Linked DNA regions of Homo sapiens: all the other regions are linked to region 2. A link is an interaction called in ENCODE POLR2A ChIA-PET data of the cell type or tissue named here. Cell type or tissue: K562. All regions are shown on one strand. Region 1 overlaps KLHL22 (kelch like family member 22). Region 2 overlaps SNAP29 (synaptosome associated protein 29). Region 3 overlaps AIFM3 (AIF family member 3). Region 4 overlaps PI4KA (phosphatidylinositol 4-kinase alpha).

Evidence for each region. ChIA-PET counts read pairs that join two places held together with the same protein. Peaks named below come from ENCODE experiments on the same cell type or tissue, not always from the same donor. Only the 100,000 strongest peaks of a DNase experiment are listed, where the experiment ranks them.
Region 1: POLR2A ChIA-PET joins it to region 2 with 5 read pairs; 2 of 35 experiments call an interaction of 5 or more read pairs at or near these places.
Region 3: POLR2A ChIA-PET joins it to region 2 with 5 read pairs; 8 of 35 experiments call an interaction of 5 or more read pairs at or near these places.
Region 4: POLR2A ChIA-PET joins it to region 2 with 7 read pairs; 5 of 35 experiments call an interaction of 5 or more read pairs at or near these places.

The regions. Positions count from the first base shown.
Region 1 is chr22:20,483,338-20,491,337 of GRCh38, reverse strand. It overlaps KLHL22 (kelch like family member 22), which reads left to right. Exons shown (of 7, transcript NM_032775.4): 2 at 2,094-2,353. The coding sequence starts at 2,127. It also overlaps the pseudogene KRT18P5. Among named protein-coding and RNA genes, the nearest start is that of KLHL22, 8.5 kb to the left of the region's middle. In K562, a CTCF peak has its summit at 3,402 (motif pointing left); DNase peaks (open chromatin) are centred at 2,457, 2,902, 3,407, 4,927 and 2 weaker places.
Region 2 is chr22:20,863,805-20,871,804 of GRCh38, reverse strand. It overlaps SNAP29 (synaptosome associated protein 29), which reads right to left. Exons shown (of 5, transcript NM_004782.4): 2 at 1,272-1,468. Among named protein-coding and RNA genes, the nearest start is that of SNAP29, 8.8 kb to the right of the region's middle. RefSeq lists enhancers at 3,698-4,229, 4,090-4,384. In K562, CTCF peaks have their summits at 3,794, 4,265 and 4,640; DNase peaks (open chromatin) are centred at 4,204, 4,864, 4,964, 5,744 and 7 weaker places; H3K4me3 peaks cover 797 bases.
Region 3 is chr22:20,968,621-20,976,620 of GRCh38, reverse strand. It overlaps AIFM3 (AIF family member 3), which reads right to left. Exons shown (of 21, transcript NM_001386814.1): 3 at 3,101-3,314; 4 at 2,754-2,863; 5 at 2,449-2,558; 6 at 2,325-2,369; 7 at 2,000-2,096; 8 at 1,805-1,917; 9 at 843-929; 10 at 315-406; 11 at 83-213. Among named protein-coding and RNA genes, the nearest start is that of AIFM3, 5.4 kb to the right of the region's middle. RefSeq lists a silencer at 4,522-4,713. In K562, no CTCF peak of the experiment used is centred here; DNase peaks (open chromatin) are centred at 2,897, 4,000, 5,138 and 7,627; H3K27me3 peaks cover 4,789 bases.
Region 4 is chr22:20,803,516-20,811,515 of GRCh38, reverse strand. PI4KA (phosphatidylinositol 4-kinase alpha) reads left to right here. Exons shown (of 55, transcript NM_058004.4): 9 at 484-549; 10 at 4,058-4,154; 11 at 6,351-6,542; 12 at 7,116-7,216. Among named protein-coding and RNA genes, the nearest start is that of SERPIND1, 33 kb to the right of the region's middle. In K562, a CTCF peak has its summit at 7,391 (motif pointing left); DNase peaks (open chromatin) are centred at 3,875, 5,434 and 7,395.

The DNA of each region.
Region 1 (8,000 bases), 380 kb after region 2:
GAAGATTAAGTTCATCACCAATGGCCAGTGATTTAATCAGTCATGCCTACATAATGAAGCTTCCATAAAAATTCTGAATGACTGGGTTTGGAAAACTTCTGGATAGTTGAACACATGGAGGCTCCTAAAGAGTGATGTTCCTGGAGAGGGCCTGGAAGCTCTGCACCACTTCCCACATGTCTGGCCCCATGCATCTCTTCATCTGTATCCTTTGCAATACCCTTTATAACAAACCAGTAGACATGAGTATTTTCCTGAGTTCTGTGAGTCGCTCTAACAAATTAGTTGAACCCAAGAAGGGGATCTTGGGAACCCAATTTATAGCCTATTGGTCAGAAGCACAGGTGAAACAACCTGGGAGACTCAGCCCTCAACCTGTGGGATCAGACACTGTCTCCAGGTAGTGTTAGAGTTGAATTAGAGCAGGGGTCCGCAACCCCCAGGCCTCAGACCTGTATCAGTCTGTGGCTGGTTAGGAACCAGGTGGCACAACAGGAGGTGAGTGGAGGGTGATCCAGCATTACCACCTGAGCTCCACCTCCTGTCAGATCAGAGGTGGCATCAGATTCTCATAGGAGCACAAACCCTGTTGTGAACCATGCATGTGAGGGGTCCAGATTGTGTGCTCCGAAAGAGAATCTAGCTAATGCCTGATAATCTGAGGTGGAACAGTTTGATCCCGAAACCATTCCCCGACCCCGTGGAAAAATTGTCTTCCAAGAAAGTGGTCCCTAGTGCCAAAAAGATTGGGGACTGCTGAATTAGAAGACACCCAGCTGGTATCTGTGGCAGAATTGATTGCTTGCTTGTTAATGGGGAAAAACCCTCACACATTTGGTCACAGAAGTCTCCTGTGTTTGTTGTTGTGGTATAAGAGGAGAGGAAAAACAGTGTGTTTTTTTCATTCAGAACTACAGTAACATGCTGTACAAGTATGTAGCTTAGGAGCAATTGGCTGTACCTTATGGCCTAGATGTGTAGTAGTCTCTACCACCTAGGTTTGTGTAGGTGTACCCTTTGATGTTCACACACTGAGGAAATTGCCTCCAGCGATATAAGTCTCAGAATGTATCCCCAACATTAAGTGATGCATGACTGGAGGTAATTGGAGAATAAACATATTTTGGGGAGAGGAAAGTAGGATGAAGTGAGGTGGAGAAGACAGATGTTCACATCTTGTAGCTGACTGTGCTGTGCCTACAGAGCCTGCAGCTTGGCCATGCCTCACAGTGTGGGACTGGCCACTCCCTGACCTGAACAGCTGGCTATCCACAGTCACTTTTGGTTGCTCCATGGCAAAAGTGCATTTGCAGTAGGTTCATTTTACTGATTAGGTTTTAGAGGCTCCAATTCAAATCAGTTTGCGGTTTTTGAACGTACTGACTCAATTATTAGAAGATAATCTTTAATTTAAAAGGCAATGCAGATGAATTTAAATGCATCAGGTTCAATCACAGTTACTGTGCTTGACTCTCAGAATTTCAGTAAAGGAAAGTAGGCCCTGGAAATGCCACCCCCTTGGCACCCACCTCCCAGACTCCTGGCTGTGTGTCTCCTGACCACTACTCAGGTCTTGCCATTTTTATGCATCCATTACTATGAGGAAGAACCCAATTTTGTTCATTCAATGGGAGGGAGGAAGAGCTCTTGAGAACCTGGTGTGTGCTTATGCTTCATGTTCATTGTTTTACCAATTTTAGAATACCCCAATGGGGTAGGTACTTTTATCTCTCTTTTTAAAATTGGGGAGCTCGAGGCTCAGTTTGGTCATGTTGTAAGTCCCTGTGGAGTTGGGCTCCAACCCAGGTCAGTCTGTTTCCCAAAACCCTTCTGTTTGACTTTGCCGCTGAAGAAGATACAATGAGATGAAGAGTCTTGGGCATGATGGCACACAGGTCATCAGGAAGAAGGCCATCAGGAAGTTGGACTAGAGGTGGGAGGGGAGAAGGAATTAGGGGATTTGGAAATAGAGGGAAAACAGGTGAGCCTGAGGGAGGCACAGGAGCAAGGGGAGCAACAGAGCTGGCCAGTCTGTGTGTGGTGGGGCTGATGCCTGCCTGCTCACCCCTGTCCCCTGTTTTGCCAACTGTCAGGCCACAGTTGTAAGGGATCTTGTGGCTGTCAGGATGGCAGAGGAGCAGGAGTTCACCCAGCTCTGCAAGTTGCCTGCACAGCCCTCACACCCACACTGCGTGAACAACACCTACCGCAGCGCACAGCACTCCCAGGCTCTGCTCCGAGGGCTGCTGGCTCTCCGGGACAGCGGAATCCTCTTCGATGTTGTGCTGGTGGTGGAGGGCAGACACATCGAGGCCCATCGCATCCTGCTGGCTGCGTCCTGCGATTACTTCAGGTGAGTTCACTAGAGCTGTTTGTAAGAAGAATAACAAAGGTAATCCTGGCTCTGCTAGTAAAGGTACTGGCGGTGACAGTGGCTGGTCTCCTGCTCACCTCAGAGCCTCCCCTACTCCTTGTGGCTATGACTTAGTCAACAAGTGTGAGAGACAGAAGGGGGTCTTAGAGTTCATTTTTCATTCAGTGATCCTGTTTCTTGGGCTTTGCCTCCTCTTCTCTTCCCTCTCTTCTCTTCCTTTTCTTTTCCTTTTCTCTCTCTTTTCTTTTCTCTTTTCTTTCCTCCTTTCTCTCCTCCCCTCCCTTACCATTCCTCCCCTCCGTCAGTAATTATTGCTGTGTATGCATCACCTTCTGGCTCACACCTCTCATCCCTCAGGTGTTAGCCTCTGGCCCTCCCAGTGAGCTCTGTGGCCCCTCTGGGGTTTCTTATGGCCTCCTTCGTGACCCCATCCCAGCACTTGGCACAGTGTGAGGAACCACTGGCTTATCTGTCTTTTCCACTGGGTTGGAATCTGTCTCTTATCCCTAGCACCTGACATGGTTTTCACATATTCAAACAATACCCATGGCTTAAATGAATAAATTTATGTACACAGATAGCAGATCAATACACCATTTGCCCTGTTGTCTGCACTGCTCTGCACTCAAGGAGGTGGGTGTCACCACCCTTATTTCACATAGGTGGCATGAGCCTGAGAAGGACTGAGGGCCACTCGTGGTCCCCAGCAAGGTTGTCATGGGACTCCAAGCCTGAGGTGTTCCATTCTAGCTCTGATTCTGTTCAATCATTTTGTCTTCAAGGCTTAGTTGTAGTTCTCTCTCTCTCTCTTTCTCTTTATCTCTCTCTATTTTTTTAATTAGGAACTATCAAGCAAAATATGTATGGTTTAAGTGCCTTCTGTCTCCAAAAGGAGTTTTGGAGAATGTGACCCAGTGGTGGCTTGGTGCAGATGTGTCCAGGAGCAGCAGAATTCTTTCAGTTCACCAGGGAAATTCAGCTGAGGCCTTTAATAAGCATTAAGATAACATACAGGACAGTGGGTAGGGTAGAGGAGCTGAGGGCCCCCTGCAGGGGACTTAGGACCTGTATAGGAGAGGATGGCCAGAGGCTGTGGAGCCTATGGGATCCCCTGGGCTCACCCTCTCAGCCCTTCTTGATTTAGTGTCATACCACTCTTTCTGAAGATGACAGTGTAGGCAGCCTTTCGCTAATCTGTCAAAAACCTTATGTGGCTTTCCACGTCCTCCAGGAGCAATTTCTAGCCCTTTCCACAGCCCCCCTTGGGTAAACCTCTTATGAGAGGTGTCCTGCTCTCCGGGATGATTACAATGCATCACTAACACCCCCTGCATCCCTCCACTTCCATTGGGAAGGGGAGCGGGAGAGTGGCAACATTATTGGAAGAGCCCAGAGTCATTTCACAGGGGGGTGTGTGTGTGTATGTATAAATAAGAAATAGAGGCCAGTCACGGTGGCTCACACCTGTAATCCCAGCACTTTGGGAGGCCAAGGCAGGTGGATCACTTGAGGCCAGGAGTTTGAGACTAGCCTGGCCAACATGGTGAAACCCTGTCTCTACTAAAAAAAAAAAAAAAAATTAGCTGGGTGTAGTGGTGGGCGCCTGTAATCCCAGCTACTTGGGAGGCTGAGGCAGGAGAGTTGCTTGAACACAGGATGCGGAGGTTGCAGTGAGCCGAGATTGTGCCACTGCATTCCAGCCTGGGTGACAGAGCAAGACCCTGTTTCAAAAAAACAAAAAAGAGGCTGGATGTAGTGGCTCACGCCTGTAATCCTAGAACTTTGGGAGGCCGAGGCGGGTGGATCACCTGAGATTAGTAGTTCGAGACCAGCCTGGCCAACATAGTGAAACTCCGTCTCTGCTAAAAATACAAAAACTAGCGGGGCGTGGTGGCACATGCCTGTAATCCCAGTTACTTGGGAGGCTGAGGCAGGAGAATCACTTGAACCCAGGAGGCGGAGGTTGCAGTGAGCCTAGAAAGAGGCCAGGCTTGGTGGCTCACTCCTATAATTCCAGCACTTCGGGAGGCCAAGGAGGGCGGATAACTTGAGGTCAGGAGTTGGAGACCAGCCTGACCCACATGGCAATACCCTGTCTCTACTAAAAATACAAAATTAGCTGGGCGTGGTAGCACATGCCTGTAATCCCAGCTACTCAGGAGGCTGAAGCAGGAGAATTGCTTGAACCCGGGAGGCGGAGGTTGCAGTGAGCCGAGATTGCGCCACTGCATTCCAGCCTGGGCAACAAGAATGAAACTCCGTCTCAAAAAAAAAAAAAAAGAAAAGAAATAGACCATTCCCAAGTGTTAGCATGTTTATTATTTGTTTTAGTTACTTGTGAAATGTTAAAATGATAAAGGACTATTTTTTTCCCAGTATGACTGGTAAATATGTGTGAGAGGCTTGTAATATTTGATATGGGCAAGGGTAGAGAGAAGGGCATTTAGGGGTGGGCTGGCCCATAGTTTAGGGCCCTGCAGTTGTATGTTGGGTGTCTAGGTGTCATTCCTGTGGGACGATGCACCCAGTGCTGAGACATGGTGCAGGACAGAGCCTTTCTGTGTTATCCAATGGAGCTACTTGCAAACTGGGCAGTGTGGTGTGTCTACTGATAGGGAGTGAAAAACCTCAGGACCTGGTGGAAGATGATCCCAACCATGAAGATCTGGAAGGATCTTGCTGCACCGTGGGGACTCAGCAAAGGGCAAAGGGAGAGGGAGGCTGAATTTCTTCTGTTTACTGCATTGTCTGAATTATTTTACAAAGAACATAAATTTCTTTTTTTTTTTTTTTTTTTGAGACGGAATCTCACTCTGTCACCCAGGCTGGAGTGCAGTGGTGTGATCTCGGCTCACTGCAACCTCTGCCTCCGGGTTCAAGCAATTCTCCTGCCTCAGCCTCTCGAGTAGCTGGGACTACAGGTGTGCGCCACCACGCCCGGCTAATTTTTTGTATTTTTAGTAGAGACAGGGTTTCACCATGTTGGCCAGGCTGATCTCGAACTCCTGACCTTGTGATTTGCCCTCCTTGGCCTCCCAAAGTGCTGGGATGACAGGTGTGAGCCACACCACGCCCAGCCTTTTGTTTGTTTGTTTTGAGATGGAGTCTCGCCCTGTCCCCCAGGCTGAAGTGCAGTGGGGCAATCTCGGCTCACTGCAACCTCTGCCTCCCGGGTTCAAGTGATTCTCCTGCCTCAGCCTCCTGAGTAGCTGGGATTACAGACGTGTGCCACCAAACCCGGCTAATTTTTGTATTTTTAGTAGAGGCGGGGTTTTGCCATGTTGGCCAGGCTGGTCTCCAACTCCTGACCTCAGGTGATCCGCCTGCCTTGGCCTCCCAAAGTGTTCGGATTACAGACGTGAGCCACCATGCCTGGCCTCTTCTCTGCCTTTTCTGTCCTGTGGAAATTTTTCTTCTTTGGCCCACCTGAGATGCCTCCTCCTCTGGAGAGCTTTCCCTAATTGTCCCTTGCTGTTTCCCAGGTGGAGGAATCTCAGTTTTCCTGAAGGGCAGAGAGCTGTACTGCCCTGCTGCAGGAAGCCTCCTGTGCTCTTTCTGTGTACTCTGTACATGGTTTAGGAATTGGATGGCCAGACTGCATTTTCTTTTTTTGACTTTTGTTAATAACTTTTCATTGCACACTTACTTTGGCTCCCCTGACCCTACACCCACCTTGTATGCTTTAACCTTGTATGCTTCTGAGGTGGTTTCTCCTCTCCTCCTGGACCCTTATAGTCTGAAGAGCCCAAAGGCTCTGTCCTTTTTATACAACCTCCATGGGTCACCTCGTCCCTCCCTTAGTTTTCATTCCATCTGTGAATTATAAAAGACTGCTTAGCTGAACTCAATGTCTGTTACTTTAAAAGTTTGGATACAATTGATGATTTTATTTTTAAAAAATTAATAGCACTTTATCCCCAAAAGAGAGAGAAAGTTGTATTCCCCACAAAACACAAAGCCCAGATGTTTTCCAGGGTAGGTGTGCCTTTTATGAAAAGACTCCAATGCCATTTAAATTTTTTCAGAGCAGTTTCAGAAAAAGAAAAAAAAATTTTTTTTAATTAGCTGGGCATGGTGGCGTGGCCTATAGTCCCAGCTACTTGGGAGGCTGAGGAGGGAGGATAGCTTGAGCTTGAGAGGTTGAGGCTGCAGTGAGCCATGATCATGCCACTGCACTCTCGCTTGGATGACAAAGTAAGAGACCTCTTTTCTCGTAAAAAAAAAAAAAAAAAGGCTGAGCACAGTGGCTCACACCTATAATCCCAGCGTTTTGCAAGGCCAAGGTGGGCAGATTGTTTGAGCCCAAGAGTTCGAGACCAGCCTGGGCAACGTGACGAAACCCCATGTTTACAAAAAATACAAAAATTAGAGCTGGTCACAGTGGCTCATGCATGTAATCCCAGCACAATGGGTGCCCAAGGCCGGCAGATCACTTGAGGCCAGGAGTTCAAGACCAGTGTGGCCAACATGGCAAAAACCCATCTCTACTAAAAATACAAAAATTAGCTGGGCGTAGTGGTGCACACCTGTAATTCTAGCTACTCAGGAGGGTGAGGCTCAAGAATCGCTTGAGCCTGGGAGGTGGAGGTTGTAGTGAGCTGAGATCGCGTCACTGCACTCCAGACTGGATGAGAGAGTGAGATTCTGCCTCAAAAAGCAAAAAACAAACAAAGCTGGGCACGGTGGCTCATGCCTGTAATCCTAGCACTTTGGGAGGCTGAGGCGGGTGGATCACCTGAGGTCCAGAGTTGGAGACCAGCCTGGCCAACATGGCGAAACCCCGTCTCTACTAAAAATACAAAAATTAGGTCATCAGCAAAGCCTGAGTCCTGTCCTCTTGCTCTCCTCCCCGGACAGCATGAGCTTCACCACTCGCTCTACCTTCTCCACCAACTACTGGTCCCTGGGCTCTGTCCAGGCTCCCAGCTATGGCGCCTGGCTGGTCAGCAGCGTGGCCAGCGTCTATGCAGGCACCGAGGGCTCTGGTTCCTGGATCTTCGTGTCCCGCTCCACCAGCTTCCAGGGCTGCATGGGGTCTGGGGGCCTGGCCGCGGGGATGGCTGGGGATCTGGCAGGAATGGGAAGCATCCAGAATGAGAAGGAGACCATACAAAGCCTGAATGACCGCCTGGCCTCCTACCTGGACAGAGCGAGGAGCCTGGAGACCGAGAACCGGAAGCTGGAGAGCAAAATCCAGAAGCACTTGGAGAAGAAGGGACCCAGATCAGAGACTGGAGGCATTACTTCAAGACCATCGAGGACCTGAGGGCTCAGATCTTTGCAAATACTGTGGACAACGCCCGTATCTTTCTGTAGATCGACAATGCCCGTCTTGCTGCTGATGACTTTAGAGTCAAGTATGAGACAGAACTGCCCATGCACTAGTCTGTGGAGAGCGACATACATGGGCTTCGCAAAGTGATTGATGACACCAATGTCCCTCAGCTGTAGCTGGAGACAGAGATCGAAGCTCTCAAGGAGGAGCTGCTCTTCATGAAGAAGAACCATGAAGAGGAAGTAAAAGGCCTACAAGACCAGATTGCCAGCTCTGGGTTGACTGTGGAGGTAGATGCCCCCAAATCTCAGGACCTTGCCAAGATCGTGGCAGACATCCAGGCTCAATATG
Region 2 (8,000 bases):
GTTCACACCATTCTCCTGCCTCAGCCTCCCGAGTAGCTGGGACTACGGGCGCCCGCCATCACGCCCAGCTAATTTTTTGTATTTTTAATAGAGACAGGGTTTCACCATGTTAGCCAGGATGGTCTTGATTTCCTGACTTGGTGATCCACCCGCCTCGGCCTCCCCAAGTGCTAGGATTATAGGCGTGAGCCACCGTGCCTGGCCCCCAGTCTCATGTATGATTTTATATTTCGAGCCAAAACCTGAGGAAAGCAACTTCTAACTTTATTTTTTTGATTTTAATTATTTAGCTTTAAATCTTTTTTTTTTTTTTTTTTTTTTTAGAGACAGGGAGACTCTGTCACTGATGCTGTAGTGCAGTGGCACCATCATAGCTTAACTCTAGTCTCTAACACCTGGGCTAAAGCAATCCTTCCACCTCAGTCTCCCCTGTAGCTAGGAATATAGGCACGTGCCATCATGTCTGGCTAATTTTTTTTTTTTTTTAGTTTTTATAGAGACGGGTCTTTGCTATGTTGTCTAGGCTGGTCTCAAACAATCCTCCTACCTTAGCCTCTGAAAGCATGGGATTTTACAGATAAGCCACTGAGCCCAGCCTTATAATTTTCAAATAAAAATCAATGGGCGAATTGGATTAGATATGACAAATTTAGACATAAAGACTTTTTTTTTTTTTTTTCTTGAGACAGGGCCTCCCTCTGTAGCCCAGGTTGGAGTGCACCATTACAGCTCACTGCAGCCTTGATCTCCAGGCCTCATGAGATCCTCTTACCTCAGCCTCCTGAGGAGCTGGGACTACAGGTGTGCACCACAATGCCTGGGTAATTTTTGTAAAGACTGGGTTCCCACTATGTTGCCCAGGCTGGTCTCGAGCTCCTGGGCTTAAGCAATCTACCCACCTTGGCATCCTGAAGTGTCGGGATTACAGGTGTGAGCCACTGCACCCAGCCCTAAAGATTTTTTAAAGCAAAAATTATGTGAAGTGAGTCACATTTGTACAGATTACGCTGAGGTGAACACCCTCTCTTTCAAAGTAGTGGGGTCACAATTATTGGAGAAGCTATTGACAGACTAGATGTCAATCAAGTGAACATGGGATCAGGGAAGAACAGTTCCTGGTTTCACAATGTTTGAGGACAAATATCCCCTGATGAGTAACTTAAAGGGTTGTTGGATCCCTTCATGGCACTGACGTGGACTGAAAGTCTTGGTCATTTGCACTAATCCCCACTTCTGCTCCTTTATACCCAGATGGTAGAAGATGCACTCACCTGTTGTTGGGCTGGGAGGTGAGGGTGCCATTCTGTTCAGGTGGGGTCTCTACTGGTTTGGATTTGAAGTAATTGACCAGCCCCCCAAACACGCTCTTAATGCTATTGATGTGTTTCTGGCTGATCTTCAAATCTTGGTCCATCTTGTCCACCATCTTCTCTGTGCGCTCCAGGACTCCTCGCTGACGGGCGAGCTCCTGGGGAAACCGAGAGGCAGTGGCATTATAGCTTTCTGTGACTCTCCCCCAGGGCAGTCAAGGACCACATGGAGCAGCCCCTTCATAAACTCTCAGTGGGCACATCTGGAGACGGGTACTGTCATCTGTGAGGGGCACACTACCCTTTCCAACAACACATTCCTTTGCCTCTCCCTCCCTGCCCTACCTCTACTTGCTTTCCTCATTTGTTCATGAGACCCTTTTCCTGAGAGGCTGGCTCATGGCGCCATGTTAAGATGGATGGCAGAGGGTGGCGCAGTGATTCACACCCGTAATCCCAGCATTTTGGGAGGCTGAGGCGGGCAGATCATGAGGTCAGGAGTTCAAGACCAGCCTGGCCAACATGGTGAAACCCCCTCTCTACTAAAAATACAAAAAGTAGCCAGGTGTTGTGGCGGGCACCTGTAATCCCAGCTACTCGGGGGGCTGAGGCAGGAGAATTGCTTCAACCCTGAAGGCAGAGGTTGCAGTGAGCCAAGATGGTGCCAATGTACTCCAGCCTGGGCGACAGAGCAAGACTCCGTCTCGGTTGGGGGTGAGGGGAGATGGATGGCAATGTGCCTGTGAGGTTCAGAGTCTATGGCCTGAACTGGAAGCAGATTCTCTCTAGCCCTCCAACTCTGGGAACCCTCACAGGTTGGGCCTGGCACTGCCCCCTGGACTTTGGTTCTTATATTCTTCCTTTAGGAAGTTCCCATTTAAGGAGTTCCCACTGGGCCACCTGAGCCTCCTGGCCATGGTCAAATCCTCAAATTCTATTTCAAGGACCAGTGTCCCCTCTGGGCCCTATTAGTGTCTGACTCTAGCCCATCCACAATTCCAGCTTTAAAACCTGTTAACACGGGTGACCCTGTCCCAGGGCCTTTGCACACACCACTGTCTCCGCCTGTAATGTTTTCCATCCAGATACTTACATGGCTCAGCCTCTCATCCCTCATCCAATTAGGGTCTCCTTTCAAAGGCCACTCTCTCAGAGAGGCCTTCCCAGACATCTTCCCTAAAGGAGAATTCCTTCTTCCAACCACTACCCCTCTTCTCCACCTCCTTTTCTGTTTTGAGATGGAGTCTTGCTCTGTCACCCAGGCTGGAGTGCAGTGGCGTGATATTAGCTCACTGCAACTTCTGCCTCCTGTGTTCAAGCGATTCTCCTGCCTCAGTCTCCTGAGTAGCTGGGATTCCAGGCGCCTGCCACCATGCCTGGCTAGTTTTTTGTATTTTTGGTAGAGACGGGGTTTCACCATGTTGGCCCGGCTGGTCTCGAACCACCCGCCTCGGCCTCCCAAAGTGCTGGGATTACAGGCATGAGCCACCGCTCACAGCATATGAGCTCCACGAGGCAGGGACTTGCTCTGTTCACTGCTGAGTCTCTGCAAATCTGCCCAATGGAGACGTGAGTGATGCTCTGTGGCCACAGTGGCAGCCTGATGGTCCCTCCAGAGCTGATGGTTCTGGTTGTGGATATACATTCACAACATCAACACTACCACTTTCCTTTATTTACGACAAACTTGCTTCAGTCCCTAGTTCAGAACTGATCTACAGCTGCGGCCCATCTGTGAGCTGCCTTTCCAGCCAGAAGGCTCTCGAGCTTCATTTTTCCTGCTCTGTCAGGCAGCCTCTGCCCTCAGCTGCCTTCCTCTGAATCTATCCACCCATCACCCTGTGGCTTAGCAATTACACTAACTATGCAAATGTTTTTTAGATATATTCTCTCTTGATGCCTAAAAACAAAGTCAAAAAAAATTTTAAACATCCTGGAAACCTGAAGAGCAAAATGCAACTATAAATAAATGGTTGTGGCTTCCTTAAAGTCCTTAAGGAATCAATGTGTAACCTGAGTCCTTGTTTAATGGGTGAAATTTAAAAACATAATGTATAGGCAAAAAGCTAAAACACTGGTTGGTTGAATTTACTATTAAACTTTGTTTAACTCTTGCTGGAAATAAACTTAGAACTGCTGAATTTTACAGCTTTCAACGTTTATGTTTTTCACTAGTTCACAAGAGATGTCTGAACAAACCATCAGCCTTTTTTAAGTAAAAAAAAGATGTTTTCTGGATAGTGTCACTCAGTATGTCAAGCAAATCTTGCAAGGGCTAGTTTTCAAAAGAAAAAAGAGCTGCTAATGTATCTGGCATTTCTGCTCCTTCCATCACCTCAAGTTTATCATCTTCATGTCCACACTGCGGTCTTCTCTGGAATAAGGCAGAGCTATACGTTAGGATTAACAGATTTTCTCCAGCATCTACATGTTTTTCTGACAGTCCAGTTCCAGCTAGCTTTGCAGGCTGCAGAAGAAGCTTTCCAGTAGCTGGAAAGACACTCAGAGCAGCCAGGTTGGGGACTGGGGAATGAAGAGGTGGCCAAGACTCTGCTGTCACATTAGGAGGGAGGTCCTCAGCTTCCCTGATGGTGAGCTCCTCCCATCAGGGCCAACCCACGACCACTCACCCTCCCACCCTGACCTCCTCATCTCAATTTGGAGAGCTACCTTCCCCAGTATGGACTTATTTTCTCTTATTCACAAGAGACACATTCTCTCAAACTCCCAGAGTCTGTGCTACTGTTAAGGAAACCAGATGGCTGATTTAGATGTTTAGATGGGAGCACAGAGAAGTCTGTGAGGGTGGCTTATCTTGCCTGTGAGGCTGGAAGGCCAGGCGACTGAGTGCTGCTCTGGCCTCTGGAAGTTTCTGTTTGCTGAAAGCTAGTGTTCACCAGAGGTCATGAGGCCAGCAAGGGAGGAGTTGTTTCTTCTGCTAAAATCCACCCCCAGAAGGCAGAGGAAATGACCGGACTTAATGTGCTTGTGACCTAGTTCCAACCAATGAGGAAGAAGGGTTTGACAGAGCAAACACCAAAATACCAGGAAAGAGAACACTGACAGTCTGTAAGGACAGGCCAGGCAGACACCTGTGCCCCAGCCACCACCAAGACAGGCCTCAACCGCTCCAGGTACCGAGGCAGGTCCACACCCCCCTCCGCAGAGCCACGGCCCATCTTCTCCAACTTCCCGTGGGAGAATGAGGTCCCTGAACGGACTTGGGTGGCTGCTAGGGGAGTGAGCTCCGCAGGTGCCCTCAGTGTAAAGGACGCACATGCAAAGTGCTTCCTTGTTTCAGTGATTACTAAGCATTACAGGTGATGCCCTTCTTACTCCCTTGAACCCCAACAAGAGTTCTCTCTTTGTCCACGAAACAATCCCAAGTCTCTGTCCTGATGGTGTTTACAGTCTAACAGAGAGCAAGATGAGTGAGGTTCAATCTCAGCTTTTCATTTGTTGACAACATTGCAATGCTCGGAATCCAAGAAAGGCAGATGAGTCCTTGCTTCACTGAGCTTACAGTCCTGTGGGGGAGGCAGAAACTAAAGCTACTGCACGCGTGCACACAAACACATACACACACAGAGTCACCTCTCCCTGCAGACTCTTTGTTTAGCTTAAGGTGGGGGTCAGAGAGGCTCCCTGTTGAGGCTGGAGGAGAGACTGAGAAGTTAGGCAGTCAGAAAGTTGGGGGTCCTGTCCATTTGGACTTAGTTTTCCTAAAAACAAATCACAACGAAGAGTTGGGGTGGGGCAAGGGCACCAGGCAGAGGGTGCAGCTTGTGCAGGGGCAGAGGAACCGTGTGGGGAGTGAGCGGGGCTACCCACAGGACTCGGCAGGGAACACCCACAGGATGTCACTAAGGCCTTCAAAGGGCAGCAGTGACCAACAGATCTCAACTGCAACTCGCAGCCAACACATCTTATAACATCAGGTGGGCTTCCGTGACCGAGACCTCCCCAGGTTCCTGACGGAAGGGCATCAATACTGTGTTTCTCATACTGAGCTCGTAAACTCAGGTTCTGATAAATGAGGTTCATCATAAGTAGACGGAGGCCAATCTGGAGTCAGTGAGCTGAATCTAGAAATCTGAAATTTATCTTTGTTCCATCTCTCCCTTCCCAAGGGAGTGTGCACAGGCACAAGCCTTGGCAGGGATACGTGAGCACCCATGGCAGATGCTCAAACCCGGGGCTCTGACTGTGGCAGCTGGAGTATGGGGTGGATTCAGAGACAAATCGGGTCTTAGGGTGCAGGAAAAACCACCAAGGGCAAAGGCGGTAGTGCTGGTGCCCCTCGCCGTCTGTGTGCAGGCCAACCTGGGGCTGAGCAAAAGGCTAGCTCAGCAGCTCTGGGTTGTCCATACACTCCACATTCCAAAGAGAGGTGTGGCCCTAGCCTGGTTCCTTGTTTTTGGAATATCCTGCCTGATAAGAGTGTCCTTGCTCAAGTGAGCCTAAGCTTAGACCAGGTCAGACAGACTATGCTAACAATGTGATATATGATGGTGGCCTTGGGCTACACGTTATCAGCTTGACCTCTGGTGGGGTTGGAGACTATACTCAGCCATGCCTATGTGACAGACTCCCCAAAAAACTCTGGACACCCAGGCTTAAGTGAGGGTCCTTGGTTGACAATACTCTGTGTGTGTTGTCACGCACTGCTTGGAGAAGTGTTGTCCACATGACTCCATGGGGAGAGGACAACTGGAAGCTTGTGCCTGGTTTCCCCTGGACGCTGCCCTATGCACTTTTTTCATTTGATGGTTTTAATCAGCATCTTTTCATTGTAAGAAACCATCACCATACGTGTAACAGTTCTGTGCATCCTTCCAGTGAATCAGTGAAGTTGAGGGTAGTCTTGGGAACCCCCAAACACCTCCCTACAACACTTCCCACTCTAAGAACACCTCAGAGGCAGAAAGCTGTATAGCAGATGGCCGCTCAGCTTGTCACAGCATGTTTCCTGGTCAGCAAAGCAAGGTTCCTTGGGACAATGTGGCAGCTGTGAGTGGATGTGCCCAGGAAGGAGAAGCCAGAAGCTCGAACAACCAGCCCATCCTCAGAAGGCATCCTGTTACAGCCAACAAGCCAGCAAATTGGCCTGGGATCAATGGTCTAATTCTTTTTTTTTTTTGAGACAGGGTCTCACTTTGTCACCCAGGCTGGAATACAGTGGCATGACCTCAGCTCACTGCAGCCTTGACCTCCCTGGTTCAAGAGATCCTCCTACCTCAGCCTTCTGAGTAGCTGGAACTACAGGCATGCACCGCCATGCCCAGGTAATTTTTGTATTTTTTGTAGAGCCAGGGTTTTACCACATTCCCCAGGCTGATCTTGAACTCCTGGGTTCAAGGGATCCACCTGCCTCAGCCTCCCCAAGTGCTAGGATTACAGGTGTGAGCCACCACACCTGGCCATCAATGGTCAAATTCAATCATTGATAGTTTACCAAAAATTAATTAAAAATAAATCCCGAACAGACCTAGCGGTGAGTATGTGGTCCAATGCCATTTCTCCACCAGACTCCCTCCCACCTGCTAGACACAGCCTGACATGTGTTGGGATGCATTTTCTGGTCACAGGACAGGCATTGCAACCAAGGCACACAGCTCAATGCATTCTTTCCACCCAACTCTCTCCTCCTTTTTCAGGCAATCTTCTGTTCCCTCCCTCCTTCCTTTCCTTCCCCAGGTCACTTATTCATTTGGCAACTATTTTGGGAGCGCCAATAACGCTTAAGGACATTGTGCTGAGAAGCGTGGGGGTAGAAAGTTGAGCAAGAGATGGGTAAGAGACTGCTCCTCTTCCACTGCTGACATTTACAAATTTGAGGAATTACTTAATCTAGCAGCTGCTTGTCCCCATCCATCAACTTTTGCTAAGAACTCTGGCTGCATCAGTATCACCACACGCTGCCTCAGAGGGGTGACTTTGGTCTGTACGGCCCCTCATTTGGAGTGGGCTGCTCCAAGACCAGAATCCCTGAGAATGAGGATATCACCTTTTGGCAATGTATCTACTCTAAGTTCCGGGGACACCTTGATGGCCTCTGCTCCTGGGCCAGGAGGGGTGTCCTCCTCTCTCCCACCTCTGAATGGAATGCCCAGTGTGGGTGACTGTTGTGTGCTGGAAAGACACAGAGATGGGTGGGCCCCTGCACGAGACGGTGTGGAGGATGTGCTGGCGGTGGCTGCTGAGTGCATCACGTTTGAACTCTCAAACTCTGTCCCTTTCCATTGATGTTACTGTGCCAGCCGTTCCAACCCTGGTCTAATGTTTGTTGCTGGACTCCCCTGAACCGAGATCTCGGGCCCCAGAAAACCTCAGTGGAGTTAAGTTCAGCTACAAGAGGGGAAGCAGAGTGTCCTGGGCAGGTGAGTCTCCTCCACTGGAGTGATGAAAAGGTGTACAAAAACCATGTCCAAGTAGGATGCAAATAGACTCACCAAAAGGTGTAAACAACCTCAATGCTCATCATTAGGGGACAGGCTGCATAAATAGAAGTCATTTGTTCAATGGAATACAACACAGCCAAAAAGAAAGCCCAGCTCATTACATACTAGTGTGGAACAAACTCCATTCTATTAAGCACATGCAGACCAGAATGTATACAATACTTCACTTAAAAAAAAAAACCCATTTTTATCCACGGCATTATCTCCCCAAAACACTGAAGGAGGGAAA
Region 3 (8,000 bases), 100 kb before region 2:
ACCTGCACCTTCCTCGACCAGAACTTCCCTGGGACTGGCCATGACGACCTGACCACCATCTCCACTGCCCACTACCTCTCACCCAGGAAGCCGGCTCCCACGACGACCACGTTGCGGCCTCGGGCCAGCCTCACCACGCGATTGGCATCCTCTGGCGTCCGGATAGTGAACACGTTCTCCACTTCTTTGCCTTTGCAGCTCAGAGTCTTGGGGCTGAGACATGGCCGTGTCAGTGAGGGCCTCCTGGCAGCCCCAGCCCCGTCCAGGCCAGTGCCCTGCCTAGTGTCCGATGGGTAAAAAGGAGACCCTCCCACCTGCTCCCTGGTGCCAGCAGCAGCTTGCTGTACTCCAGCTTGAAGCCATCCTTGAACACGACCTTCTTAGTTCTCACGTCCACTGTGACCACCTGCAATCCCCACCAGGCAGAGCATGAGCTTGGGCATGGGGCTGGGCCTCGCCGCCCACTCCCCGGTCCTGCAGTACACCCACAGCCCAGCCACAGCCTCTGAGAAGCTCCCATTAAAACAGATCCTGCCACCTGGGCTTCATTCTTTACGCTTCAGACATCACCTTCCCCTCAAACCTCTCCTTACCCTCCCAAGTCCCACCAGTATCTCCTATCCAGCCCTGATCGTTCATCTCCACACACCGTGGGGCTCTGTGTGTGCCTATGACCCATCAGGAAAAAGCTCCTTGCTGTCTCCCAAGCCTGGAGCACCTCCCAGGTGCCTGGGCTGTGGGGCCAGGAAGGTAGAGCACCAAGACCCCACCCCAGGGGCCCACACAACCTCACGGTTCCCACCTTCCCTCCTCGGGCCTGTTTCCCACCCTTGACCCTGTACCTGAGCCTCGGTGAGCACCTCGATGCCATAGGCTCGGAAAAACTCCTTGGGCCTCAGGGCCAGCTGCTCAGGCTGTGTGTCCAGGGACTGCAGGGGAGAGCCAGCTTGAGAGGAGCCAGTTTACAGCAGAAGACACTGGGGCCCAGGGAAGGTGGGGCCAGCCCCAGTCACATAGGGGCTGCAGGACAGAACTCAGCAAACCCAGATCTGGCCAGGCGCAGTGACTCATGCCTGTGATCCCAACACTTTGGGAGGCTGAGACAGGAGGATCGCTTGAACCAGGAGTTCAAGACCAGCCTGGGCAGCATGACAAAAATGACCTCATTTCTACAAAAAATACAAAATATTAGCCAGGCATGGTGGTGCGCGCCTGTAGTCCTAGCTACCCGGGAGGCAGAGGTGGGAGGATCGTTTGAGCCCGGGAGGTGGAGGTCGACGCTGCAGTGAGCCGTGAGACAGGCACTGCTCTCCAGCCTGAGTGACAGAGCAAGACTCTGTCTCAAAAAAAGAAAAGCCAGGTGCAGTGGCTCACACCTGTAATCCTAGCACCTTGGGAGGCTGAGGTGGGCGGATGGGCTGAGCTCAGGAGTTCAAGACTGGTCTGGGCAACATGGTGAAACCCCATCTCTACTAAAAATACAAAAAATTAGCCAGGCATGGTGGTGGTGCACACCTGTAATCCCAGCTACTCGGAAGGCTGAAGCATGAGAATCGCTTGAACCCAGGAGGTGGAAGTTGCAGTGAGCCGAGAAGGCGCCACTGCATCCCAGCCTGGGCGACAGAGTGAGACCCTGTCTCAAAACAACAACAACAAATCTAGATCTTTTGGGGGTACCACGGACAGGCCTGGCATAAGCAGGGAGGGCAGCCGGCCAGACCCCAATGGGGTGACAAGCAAGGCTTGAAGTGGGCTTAACTGGGACCCAGAGGGATAGGGTCCCTACTTGCCCCACCCCCTGTACCTTGCTGAGCTTGGGACGGTCGTAGGGAAGGTGCCGGTCTAGCGTGCACAGGACGATCCGGTCGGAGAAGCCCTCCTGCCGCAGTGTCTCTGCACACACCAGGCCAGCTGCACCTGAGGGGAGGGGCCCGTGGGCCAGGAACCACTTCTCACCAATCCCATCTCCCACCCTGCCCCTCATGACCCCACTACCAACCTGCACCCACAATGAGCACATTGGTGCTACTGCTGTACCCAGCACTTGGAGAGATACACTTGGCCATCACCTTGGTCCTTCGCTGCAGCTGTAGGGCCTGTGGGTGCCAGGAGGGTGGAGGGTCACTGCCATCCTCTGCATGCCATCATCCTGGCAGGCAGGTCCTGGCGCTCCAGCCCAGCCTCATCCCTACCGCAACCCCTCACTCTGCTCCAGTGACACGTGCCAAGCTCCTCCCACCACAGGGCTTTGCACATGGCATTCTCTGGGCCAAGATGCCCTCCCGGCTCCTCCCTTCTGCCTGAGCCCCGAGCTATCCCCTCACCTGCTTGCTGGCCCGGACGTACACCTTCTCCTTCTCAATCTTCACCTGCAAGGGCTGCATTGCTCAGGACCAGCCCCGAACCCCACACCCCCAGGTTCCCACCCCATCGCACTCCTGGCCCCACCTGGAACTTGTGTAGACTGTCCAGGCCAGGGAAGTCCTCCAGGTCCCCAGTGCTGATGTTGAAGCAGGCGCCGTGCCAGGGGCAGCGCACCCGACCACGGGACAGAACGCCTGGGAAGGGGAGGTGTTAGGCTGCGCCCACCAGCAGGGGTTGCTTCCCAAGGATCTCAGTGCCCCGGCAACTGCGGGCCCCTCCCCACAGCCCAGGAGACTTCACTAATAGATGAAGATCCTGGGGTCTGGGGAGGAGCCAAGCTGGCATGGGGCCTGGAAGGTCCCCCTCACGCCTCCCACCTGACAGCTCACCTTTCACCAGGGGTGCGCCGTAGTGCGGACACTTATGGCCCAGGGCGTGGAACTCCCCATTGTCCTTCACCAGCAACACCTTCCCCCAGCCCAGCTCCACTTCCCGCATCCTGGGGAACCGCAGCACTCAGAGGTCAGGCCAGACACCAGGCACAACCTCCTGGCAGCTCCTCCCAGTGTCCAGCCTTCTGGGGAGCAGGCCCAGACCGGTAGAAGCCACAAAGGCAGTGACCAGGGCAGCAGCTGGTCATAGCCCCTTCAGGCCAACCCCGACCCCCGGCTATGGCCCCCTCACCCTCCCACCTTGGGACCCCTGATCCCCGCTCCCAGGCAAGCCCAGAACCCACTGGCCATTCTCGAGGTCCTTGACGTGGCAGACAGCAGCCTCCACGCAATCCTGAGGGCTGGGGTAGGGGTGAGGGGTGGACAGGCGCTCCTCCGTGTGGAAGTGGCGGGCCGTGCCATTGCCCTGGTAGGCCCGGGGGCTGCCCTTCCCACTGGCCGACAGCTCCTCCTTGCCTCGCTCCTTCTCAGGCAGCACCACCTCGATCTTGAGCTCCACTGTGGGCAAGGCAGCGCCTTGAGCCCCCCACCTCAGCCAACTTCCTCCCCCATCCCTCAAGCTGGGTGCAGAGGCCAGCTCCTCGGGGTGCCAGGAGGCTCAGCCCTGCCTGGCAACCTCCCCAGAATTCCCTCTGCACCACCAGCCCAGCAAAGAGCCTTAAACCTGGCACGAAGCAGCGGAGGGGCATGGATGGGTGGGGGTGCTCCCGGGTCTGCTTGAATTCGTTTCTGCATGTCTCTTTTTTCTTTTTTTTTTTGAGACAGGGTCTCACTCTGTCGCCCAAGCTGTAGTGCAGTCATGCAATCTCGGCTCGCTGCAGTCTCTGCCTCCTGGGTTCAAGTGATTCTCCCATCTCAGCCTCCCCAGTAGCTGGGACTTCATGTGCATACCACCACGCCAGAGGTGTGGCGTGACAGGGTTGGTAGAGACAGGGTTTTGCCATGTTGGCCAGGCTGGTCTCAAACTCCTGACCTCAAGTGATCTGCCCGCCTCAGCCTCCCAAAGTGCTGGGATTACAGGCTTGAGCTACCACACCCCGCCTCCTTTTTCAATTACAGTGTTAGTGAGGGGGACACAGAGCTGAGTTCCTTCGACCCTGCAGTTCTCCTGGCTGCAGAAACCTCTGTGGCAGAAAGAACCCTGAGGCCCTACAGTCCTGCATCTTCTGATGGACAATGACAATGTCCCTGACATCTCAGGGTATGACTCATGTACATACAGGAATTCAAAAGTGGCAGCAGCTCAGTTCCCAGCCAGTGAATCTGGGTGACAGGAAGTCAAGGGTTCATTGTTCTAGTCTTACAACTTTCCCATATATTTGAATTTTTTTCAAAAATTAAAAAAAATGTACACAGCATAATTCACAGCATAATTTCAACTTCTTCTTTTTTTTTTTTTTTTGAGATGGAGTTTCGCTGTTGTTGCCCAGGCTGGAGTGCAATGGTGCGATCTTGGCTCACTGCAACTTCCCCCTCCCAGGTTCAAGCGATTCTCCTGCCTCAACCTCTTGAGCAGCTGGGATTACAGGCGTGTGCCACCACACCTGACTAATTTTTGTATTTTTAGTAGAGACAGGGCTCCATGTTGGTCAGGCTGGTCTCGAACTCCTGACCTCAGGTGATCCACCCGCTTCGGCCTCCCAAAATGCTGGGATTACAGGCGTGGGCCACCACTCCCGGCCCGATTTCAACTTCTCAAAATAGCTCTTCTCACCAATTTGAGAATCCTTCATCACTAACCAGGTGCTGGGTTTTCAGTGTCCTCGTGTGCCCTGGGGGTGAACCTGAGCATGGGAATGCATGTGGATGGCACAGAGGGGGCACAGCCCCCCCCCCCCACAGCCTCCATACAGAGCCACTTCCCCAGCGTGCCCACGGGGCCAGCTCTAGCGGGGAGTGAGCCAGAGATTGCCATTTTCTTCTTTATACTTTTGCACATTTTCCAAATTCCCTGTGATGTGCCTGGGATATTTTTCTAATTAGAAGGGAACAATAAACAGAATTTTTAGCAGCAATAATCTGGCCTCCCAGGCTGCTGCTGCAGGGAGGAAGCTGAGTGATGGACACTAAGCCCCTGGCACAGCATGGGCCCGATGCTGGAGCAGGAGGTACCTCTCTCACTTCCCAAGGCACCAGCACCTCTGGGTTTTACCTCTCATCCCTTCCACCTCAGAACTGACACTCCAGAAACCAAGAACCCAGAGAGGCTGCCGAGATGCACCTCCAGGCCTTTGCCTGAGCTGTCCCCTGGGCTGGGGCTGCCATCCTTCCTATCTACCCAGACAAGGCTCAGGAGTTGCCTCTCCTGGCTGCCCAGCCCATCCATCATCTCATGCTCTGCTAAATCCTCCACGCTGGCCAGGTCCCCTCCCCAGCCCCAAGTCCCAGCCCTCAGCTCAGGCCCAGGCATAGCAGGGCACAGGGGCAAAGAAAAGGTCAGTTCCTTGACCCCAGCCCAGCAGGGAGGATGCAGAGCACAGAGCCACACTGAGGCCATCGTATCAGGTGGGGGGTTATGGGTGGGGCTTTCATTCCATTTTCTATACCTTATGTAATGGTGTTAGAATGTTTTTGGAAGAATTAAAAAGAGAAATACTTTGGACTTAGCTGACACCAGCTGTGGAAGCTGTGGGAGCTCACAAATAGCCTGGCAGGGGGGCCAGATAATGCCAAGCCAGGCTGCTCTCATCCTCCACCTCCTCCCAGAAGGCTCCAAGCCCACTCACTGATGCAGTCTAATGGAAGCCATTAAGTCAGGGGCCCTTTGGAAAGGTAGAGGGGAGAGGCGTCTCTGCTCACCCACAAAACTGGATCAGCCCCAGCTCCATGACTTCTGGCTGCCCATAAGACCTGCCTTAGCCCCTTTGGGCCTTAAGATGCCTTTATTATAAAATGGAGAGAAGGCCAGGTGTGGTGGCTCATGCCTGTAATCCCAACACTTTGGGAGGCCAAGGCAGGAGGATCGCTTGAGTCCAGGAGTTCAAGACCAGCCTGGGCAACAGGGTGAGATGCAGTCTCTACAAAAAATTTAAAAATTGCCAGTTGGCCGGGAATGATGGCTCATGCCTGTAATCCCAGCACTTTGAGAGGCCGAGGCAGGCAGATCACTTGAGGTCAGGAGTTCGAGACCAGCCTGGCCAACATGGCAAAACCCAGTCTCTACTAAAAATATAAAAATTAGCCAGGCATGATGGCATGCGCTTATAATCCCAGCTACTTGGGAGCCTGAGGCAGGAGAATCGCTTGAACCTGGGAGGCGGAGGTTGCAGTGAGCCAAGATCAAGCCATTGCACTCCAGCCTGGGTGAGGGAGTGAGATTGTCTCTCAAAAAATAAAAAAGTTAAAAAAATAAATAAAATTGCCAGTCGTGGTGGTGCAGGCCTGTAGTCCCTGCTACTCAGGAGGTGGGAGGATCACTTGAGCCCAGGAGTTCTAGGTTGCTGCGAGCTATGATTATGCGACTTTACTCCAACCTGGGCAACAGAATGAGACCCCATCTCAAAAAATGAAAATAAAACAGAGAGAACAGCAAATGCCTACCTCGTTGGTGACAGTGAATGCTGAAGGAAATACTGTATGTAACCCAGAGTAGAAGCTCAATAGATGGAGTTGGGCAGCAGTGTTTTACCAGTTAGCTCTGAGCCTCCTAGCAGCCATGGTGAGGATGGAAAGCCTTTAGGTATCAGTTATGGCCTAATAAAAGGCAGGTGAACAGATGCTAAGAGAGCTGCACTTCCTCCTAGCTCTGAGCTAGGTGAGGGACTGGTCTGATACCTTCTTATCAACTACTCAGACAGGACACACAGGAGCACAGAGGGAACCCAGGAAGCAGGTGCTGATGCACACGGAGCCACAGAATCGAGTGGAGCAAGATAGAAAGTGAAGGATTTGCACAGAGGTCTTCTGCTTGATCTAGTCTCTTTGTGGCCCCTTAAGACCCCAGCTGAACCCTCAGGCCCCAAATGCTGTCACTCCCATATCTGGAAATTCCCTGAGCCTCATGCCTGACCTGCCCAGCATGGGCACCTGGGGCCTGAGCCTCTGGCTACAGCCCCACAGGGGAGGCCTGGCAGCACAGAGCCCAGCTCAGAAAAGGGATAACAAATAATATTCCTTGGGAGGCCGAGATGGGCGGATCACAAGGTCAGGAGATAGAGACCATCCTGGCTAACACGGTGAAACCCCGTCTCTACTAAAAATACAAAAAAATAGCTGGGCGTGGTGGCGGGCGCCTGTAGTTCCAGCTACTTGGGAGGCTGAGGCAGGAGAATGGCATGAACCTGGGAGGCGGAGCTTGCAGTGAGCCGAGATCACGCCACTGCACTCCAGCATGGGAGAAGGAGTGAACTCTGTCTCAAAAAAAAAAAATTCCGCAAGTGCTTCTGGTGTGCCAGGCCCTCATGCTAGGCACAACAGCCCCACTTTACAATGAGGATGCAGAGGCTCAGAGAGGGGAAATCACCTGCCCAAGGCCACACAGCCAGAAAGGGGCAGGGCTGGATTTGCCTAAGTTCTTAGGACTGCCTTTGGTGAGGGTGGCCACCCCCGACACTGGAAGTCCTGGGGCCACGGGTCCCAGGCAGGCCAGCCATTTGGGGTCCTTTAAAAGAACCTGCAGGTGGCATCTTCTGCCAGGGCCTCCTGCCAGCCCAGCGGTGCCACAGACGCCTGGTATGAGGCCAGCTGGCATCATCCCACCCACTGCTAGGGGGAGACAATGGACGTCATCTGCCCAAGGCACATTTTGAGGCAGAGAGGGATCCAGCCCAGGCCTAGGTGTCCACAGCACAGGAGCGGGGGAGGAAGAGTGGCTTCTTGGAGCAGAGGCAAGTGGGTCCCTCTGCCTGGTGGGTCATCACAGCCCTCCTCCCTCGCCCAAGTTCTCCCTTAGACCCAGGAAAGGGAGAAAAGCCTCACAAGTTCCAAGGTAACGGAGCTGATGGGTATCAGGTAAGGGGAGCTGGGGTGAGCTGGCTGGGGTGAGCTGGCTGGGGTGAGCTGGCTGGGGCAGCGTGGCCTGGCAGGTTGAGTGGAGCACTGGCTGCGCTCTTGAGGTCTCTCTAAGCCTCAGTTTCTCCACCTGTGACAAAGCTGCACACTCCTGCCTCCCCAGGTGTTGTGAGGAGAGAAGAGGGAAAGTGGGGGGCCAGAGGGAGAGCTCCGCAGACATGAGTCTTTAGTGGA
Region 4 (8,000 bases), 60 kb after region 2:
ATGAGCTCTAGTTTGAGTACCTAAGCAGTTGTAGAAGAGCCAGTGCACCTGGCCCGGAGAGGAAGGAGGTGCCATGAGCTCCAAGGACTGGCTGTGAGGGTGTCCTTGATGTCTGGGAGGGGATTGCAAGAGGATGTCACACAACTGTGCCTGTTAACCATGAGTGGGTGAAATGGCAGCAAGGCCTGAGGTCTGCACATCCTGGAAACAGAAATCTCAGGTCAACAAATCTGAGGGAGTTTGGCCTTTTTCCTTTGTTTTTATGTCATTGCTATCTAAGGTAGAAAAGCAGTCCCAAGTGACTTCAGAATTAAAGGCATTTTGTGCATATAGTTTGATACATAGCCATAATTTGTATTTATTGGCCTTTATCTGCATCACATTTTTCACCATGTGAGTTTGTCATGGGTTTTCGGTAGAAGGAGCTAGCATTCCTGTCTCTGTGTATGTCAGTTGCTTCATGAGGTTCTGTTTCCTTGGTAGGTGAAGAAGATCGTTGAGGAGGCTGTTCTCAAATCTTTGGATGCCATTGTAGCCAGTGTGATGGAGGTATGTCGCTTCTGAGGGCATTACCATGAGATCAGCCTGACTTAAACGTGTGTAGAGAAAGCAGGAAGAGTTTGAGCGGGGGCTGGAGTGGAAGGGGTTTTGCAGTGTTTTCACTTTCCTTGTTCATGTGGTAACAATCCACCTGCCGCGGAGGGCTTGGTCTGTGGTAGGTACCGTTGCATGCTCTTTTAAATACGTCACCTCAGGGTGCCTCTGACTGGTGGCATTACAGACAGAAGATAGAGTTTTAGTGAGAACTCACTAACGTGCCCACATCACATAGTTACTGTGGGAGCTGGGAGTCTGGCCTGGGTCTCTCCTACTCTTTTATCTTCCTCACTCCTTTGGTGCTTCCAAAGCTGCTCCTCTGGGCTCAGAGCTACACTTTTCTAGGCGTATGCAAGTCCTGGTTTTTAAGTGTAAGGGGTGCGTAACTAGGGAACTTTTTTTTTTTTTTTGAGATGGAGTCTCGCTCTGTCGCCCAGGCTGGAGTGCAGTGGCGCAATCTCGGCTCACTGCAAGCTCTGCCTCCCAGGTTCACGCCATTCTCCTACCTCCGCTTCCTAAGTAGCTGGGACTACAGGCACCCTCCACCACACCCAGCTAACTTTTTTTGTATTTTTTAGTAGAGACTGGGTTTTACCGTGTTAGCCAGGATGGTCTCAATCTCCTGACCTCGTGATCTGCCTGCCTCTGCCTCCCAAAGTGCTGGGATTACAGGCGTGAGCCACCATGCCCGGCTGGAACTCTTGTCTTTAATGTATTTGGAACCAAGGCCTACAGCATTATTTATGAAATCATTACATTGGTGCTGGGAGGTCTCAAAAATCTCGGGGAACATTTGGGTCAGGCCCCTCTTGAGGGTTAGGATGCAGACAGGTTGTCATTTGCCAGGCTAATTATTACCATGGGTATGTCCCTGACCCAGATTCCTTATTGAAGCCTGGTGTTCCTTCTCTCACCTGATTTTAAGACACACAGTGCCTGATACCACTGTACCTGGGGCTCAGGTATGAAGCAGGGAAGGAACTACCAGGGCCCTTCATGTGCTGTAGACCATGTCTCTTCCTGCTTCGTACCCCTGCCAACGAGCTATTGCAGATGTGAGATGTATGTGCTGGCCGTGGTTTGGTCTGGGTTGGTTCTTGGTTAAGTAACAGAGTTCTTATAACTCCCCAAGTTGCATCTGGGCAGTTCCTACCTTGTCTCCAACCCTTTTTCAGGTTGTCGTTCTGCCCATTGGCCTGAGCTTTAACTCTCTCACTCACTCACTATAGACTGAGCTTGTGGTCTCAGAGACCTTTGGTTTTCCATCATAAGTGTTTGATCATTTGTGACTGAGGGCAGACCAGGAGGACCAGGGCGAGAGCTGGGCTGGGCAGTTAGACAAGTGGAGACTTAGTGGGCCTGCACTCCACCTCTGGGACCCTCCTTCTCATTGAACCAGGGCAGTTTCTGGTATTTTTTGTTTTGTAATTTGTTCTTTAGCATAAACATCCATTTGAAGAAACAGTTTCATAGCTAAAAAAAAAAAAGTTTCTTGTAATCTTGACCTAGAGTCTGCAATATATTACTCAGTATCCATAATCAGTGTAATAACCACTACCAATTATTACATGCTTATTATGTGCCAGAACTTTACTCACTCACTCCTTGAATCTCACAACAATCCCCAGTTTACATATGGGGAAACTGAGGCTTAGCTCAGGAACTTTATTTACATAGCTCGTGAGTGATGGAGCTGGGCTGTGGGCTTGTAAGATGGTTGGTCTCCAAGGCTCCAAAGTTTAACACTCGTGTTGTCTGGACTCCCAGAGTCAAAGCCCTGAACTGCTTTAACCTCTCCCAGTCTCATTTCTCCATTTCTGCCCTGTGAGGACCACCAGACGTTGTCTGTAAAGCCATCATTGCAGTGCTGTCAACCACAGCTCTTCCTGTCAGTGTCCTCCTGGGAATTGGCATGACTCTCACACTCTCCACATGATTCTTTTTTTCTCCACCTGCTCACTCACCCTCTGTCAACCTCACACTGCATGCCCTATCCCACTCTGGCCAACTTCTGGCGCCTTAAAGATTTGCTATATTTGCAGACCACTTTTATACTTGTCAAGAATTATAATATTAGCTGGGCATGGTGGTACATGCCTGTAGTCCCTGCTACTCAGGAGGCTGAGGCAGGAGGATCACTTGAGCCCAGGAGTTCAAGGCTGCAGTGAGCTGTGATCATACCACTGCATTCCAGCCTGGGGTACAGAGTGAGACCCTATCTCTAAAAAAAAAAATGAAAAAAACGAGTTATGATAAACCATAATTTTCCATCCTACTCAACTAGGAGTATATAGAAGTTAAGGACTGTTATCTTTTTTTTTTTTTTTTTGAGACGGAGTCTCACTCTGTCACCCAGGCTGGAGTGCAGTGGCGTGATCTTGGCTCACTGCAAGCTCCGCCTCCCAGGTCAAAGCAATTCTGCCTCAGCCTCCTTAGTAGCTGGGATTACAGGTGCACGCCACCACGCCCGGCTAATTTTTTGTATTTTTAGAAGAGACAGGGTGTCACCATGTTGGACAGGCTGGTCTTGAACTCCTGAACTCCTGATCTCGTGATCCACCCGCCTTGGCCTCCCAAAGTGCTGGGATTACAGGCGAGAGCCACTGCACCCAGCCTTTTTTTTTTTTTGAGACAGAGTTTTGTTCTTGTTGCCCAGGCTGGAGTGCAATGGCGCGATCTCTGCTCACCACAACCTCTGCCTTTCAGGTTCAAGCAATTCTCCTGCCTCAGCCTCCCAAGTAGCTGGGATTACAGTCATGTACCACCACGCCCAGCTAATTTTGTATTTTTAGTAGAGACAGGGTTTCTCCATGTTGGTCAGGCTGGTCTCAAACTCCCGACCTCAGGTGATCCACCCTCCTTGGCCTCCCCAAATGCTGGGATTACAGGCGTGAGCCACCACACCCGGGCTGGACTATTATCTTTCTTAACTCATTAGACCTTGTGTGAATTTTTTTTTTTTTTTCAGAAGAAGAATAGTGCTACATTTCAAATAGATTCCTAAAGAATAATTTAAAATGAGTTTTAATTACAAAACATAAGTTGTATCTGAAGGTGTCCTGGCTGTAATTTGTATCCTTGGGATGATGGACAGTGTGGATCCCTTACTCTGGTGGCCTTTGTCAGTCTTCCTCCTTCACCACTTCCCATGTCCCTGTCTGGGCCAATGATGGCCAAAGATGGTGAGCTTCAGCCACAGCAAGGAGGTTCTTCCTACTAGGGTGCAGATGGCTGCTCCCCCGCAGGCATCTCTGGACTGCATGAGCCTCCTGTTTTCCTTGGTCTGATGCTTAAGAGGATGAAGACAGTAGAGTGTCCAAGTGATGAGTCATGATAAACAGTTGCTTCATTTAGAATGCTAAGTCACGAATCACCATTCCGCTGGGCCTTGCTGTGAAGGCAAAGGGTGGGCAGAAGGGCATTTCTGTTCTATAGTCATGTGTGTCTGCCTTCCCTGCAGGCCAACCCCAGTGCTGATCTCTACTACACTTCCTTCAGTGACCCTCTCTACCTGACCATGTTCAAGATGCTGCGTGACACTCTGTACTACATGAAGGGTGAGGACAGTTTGCCCATGTGTTTGTGAGTACAGCAAGACTGGCTCCCAGGCCACTGTCGCATGCTAGTGGTTGCAGACTGGTACTCACTTTCTGCTGGGGCCACTGAAAAACACATATGAGCAAAGTGGTCATGTTACTGAAATTTTGGGAAAAAAGCAAATTTAAAAAATCTGTCCATGATCCTGCAACCCCGGTACCATCGATGATGGCTCCTTTGCTGAGTTTATTTCCTAAGGTGTTTATCTAAAATGTGCATGTTATATTGTCCTAAGGACAGATACAGTTTTACATATCCATTTAGATAGTTTAAAAAATTAAAAAAGAGGCCAGGCACAGTGGCTTATGCGTATAATCCCAGCACTTTGGGAGGACAAGGTGGGCTGATCACTTAAGGTCAGGAGTTCGAGACCAGCCTTGCCAAACAGGGTGAAACCCTGTCTCTACTAAAAATACAAAAGAAATTAGCCAGGCGCAGTGGCATGCACCTGTAATCCCAGCTACACAGGAGGCTGAGGCAGGAGAATCGCTTGAACTTGGGAGGCGGAGGTTGCAGTGAGCCCAGATCGTGCCACTGCACTCCAGCCTATGTGACAGAGTAAGACTCCATCTCAAAAACATTAAAAAAAAGAAAATGAAGTACTTGTAATACATGTAATCTGTTAATGTAGAGGTACTAGCTTTTTTTTTCAGACAGAGTCTTTCCCTGTCGCCCAGGCTGGAGTGCATTGGCATGATCTGGGGTCACTGCAACTTCTGCCTCCCAGGCTCAAGCAATTCTCTCGTGCCTCAGCCTCCCAAGTAGCTGGGATTACAGGCATGTGCCACCACGTCTGCCTAATTTTTGTATTTTTAGTAGAGATGGGGTTTTACCATGTTGGCCAGGCTGGTCTTGAACTCCTGGCCTCAAATGATCCACCCACCTTGGCCTCCCAAAGTGCTGGGATTACAGGTGTTAGCCACTGCACCCAACCTGAGACAATAGCTTAATAGTTAACATGCACACACAACAATTTAGCATTTTCTTCTAGTCCCTCTTTCATGAATTTTGTTTTTCCCAGAAGTGAGGAAACAATCTTTTATGCATTTTACAAAATGTTTTTCCTATGCTCTCCCCTCACACTGTTGAGTGTTCTTCGTAAGCTTAAGTTTTGATGAGCACATAATATTTTGTCAGGAAGGTATACCAAAATTTAGTAACCACTTTCCTAATCTGATTCTGAACATTCCTCAGAAGCTGAGTCATCTGGGCCACGGCAAGGGTTGAAACTCCCTAAGAAGGGGCATCAGGGATTACCCCTGCCCTCCCCACCACCCCTGCTGTGTGTTGCTGGCTGCCTTGGCTGGGCTGACTTGTGCGTGCATCATGGTGGTTCTCCTGAATTTTCCAGGCCCTGGGGATGAGAGTTTGAAAAGTCTCTCAAACTCAGGGTGAGTGCTCTGAAGATCCAGATAATTCTCTTCTCAAGGCTGCAACCAGTTTTTGCCCTTATCTGACAACCTTTTTCTTTCTTTTTTTTTTTTTTTTTGAGATGGGAGTCTCGCTCTGTCGCCCACGCTGGAATGCAGTGGCACGATCTTGGCTCACTGCAAGCTCCGCCTCCCGGGTTGACGCCATTCTCCTGCCTCAGCCTCCCGAGTAGCTGGGACTACAGGCGCCCACCACCACGCCCGGCTAATTTTTTGTATTTTTATTAGAGATGGGGTTTCACCGTGTTAGCCAGGATGGTCTCGATCTCCTGACCTCATGATCTGCCCGCCTCGGCCTCCCAAGTTGCTGAGATTACAGGCGTGAGCCACCGCGCCTGGCCCTGACAACCTCTTTCTTAAAAGAAAAAAAAATCACAGAAGTATCTCATATTGTCAGTGGAAGTAGTTCCAGCAACGATACTTCCCAATTTATATGTTTCATGTATTCAGGTTTTAGTACGTTGACTGCTTAAAACAAAGCATGGCTGTAACATCCCTGGGAAATGATCATTTCCTCTGATTGCCAGGTTGTGTGCACGTGGAGGACAGCTGTGCAATTCCTATCCAACTTCTTTCCAGTGGGCATTCTAGGACCCACAGTGGCCAGTAGCAAATGCTACTTTTCTGGGGTTTTTGTTAAAAGGGGAAGACTGTAGCCGCTGCTAGCACTGCCTGTGTTCTACTGTAGTTTTGTTCCCAGCTGTGATGCCACACTCTTTCCTACAGACCTCCCGACCTCTTTTGTGAAGGAGATCCATGATTTTGTGCTGGAGCAGTTCAACACGAGCCAGGGGGAGCTCCAGAAGATTCTACATGACGCAGACCGGATCCACAATGAGCTGAGCCCCCTCAAACTGCGCTGTCAGGCGAATGCTGCCTGTGTGGACCTCATGGTGTGGGCTGTGAAGGACGAGCAGGGTGAGACAGACTGCCTTGCCTCTCATGTGAGCTCCAGGCATGACCCAGAGGCTTTCTTGCCACAAGTTTCCCCAAACTACTTCTAGAACACTTGGCTCTGTTACCAGCACAGGCAGTTGCAGTAGGCCTCCTGGGCACGTGCAGAGTGGAGCATTAGCCCCTGCTGTGCTCTGCACGTCTGGTGTCCTGTCCTGCATGGAGGGCACTGGACCTGGGAGGATGGGGATGCCCGTGGCCTCAGGGCCTGTGTATGCTCTCTGCTGCATCTTGCTGGTTCTTTAGGCTTTTCTGTGGTGACATGGAAGCTCAGTGCCTTCAGGTGAAGTGTTTTTCTGGGGGAGGAGTAGAATGGGAAGTTTTCTGTGGAATGAACACTGCGGGGACAAGGGGGCTTAGGGCCAGCGGAGAAGAGAGAGAGAGTGTCACACACTGTGTGACCTCTCAGTATGAATAAGCCCTGCCTAAAGTATGTCTCTGGGGTTTTATTAAATTCTGTGCTTACTTGGTGGATAAGTGTGTTAGAAAGACTGGCCTGTGCTGATCACTCATCTCCTCTTCTGGTTTTGAATTAAGGTGCAGAAAACCTTTGCATCAAGCTATCTGAGAAGCTGCAGTCCAAGACGTCCAGCAAAGTCATTATTGCTCACTTGCCCCTGCTGATCTGCTGTCTGCAGGTCAGTCTCCCTGAACCCAGAGAGGCTCAGATCCCACCTGTAGGGCCTCCCTCTTGTCACGCTGTTGCTGTTCAGGCTGTGGTGGGCACACCAGCAGCGGAGACCCTGCCGGTTCTGTCTTTAGGAGCTTTAACCAGTGCGTGCTGTGCACAGTTCATCACTGAGTGTGGGCTGCCCCCTGCAGGATGCCAGGGCTTTCTGTCAGTGGCATATGGGTGCAGCTGGCTTCAGTTCTCCGTTGTTGTGAGGCTGGGGGCCATTCCCAAGGCCTGTGGGGGAAGGACTGTGGACATGTGCCATGGGGCCACGCAAGGGGATGTCTCCTGACACCCACAGTGCTAGCTCTGCTCTGCCGAGACTCTTAACCTTGTCACAATCCCACTGACTCCACACCTGCCATTGTTTAAAAATTATATTTTGTCCCTTTCTTCTTTAGTATGCTTCCAAAAGAGATGAGCACACTTTAACAATCTATATCCCCTGGCCAGGTACGGTTGCTCACTCCTGTAATCCCGATACTTTGGGAGGCAGAGGTGGGAGGATCGCTTGAGCCCAACCTGGGCAACATAGTGAGACTCCGTCTGCACAAAAAATTTAAAAAATTAGAATTAGTTAGGGATGATGGTGTGTGCCTACAGTCCCAGCTACTCAGGAGGCTGAGGTGGGAGGATTGCTTAAGCCCAGTAAGTCAAGGCTGCAGTAAGCCATGATCGTGCCACTGCACTCCAGCCTGGGCGACAGCGAGACCCTGTCTCAAAAACAAAACAAAAAAATAGTAGTTGAT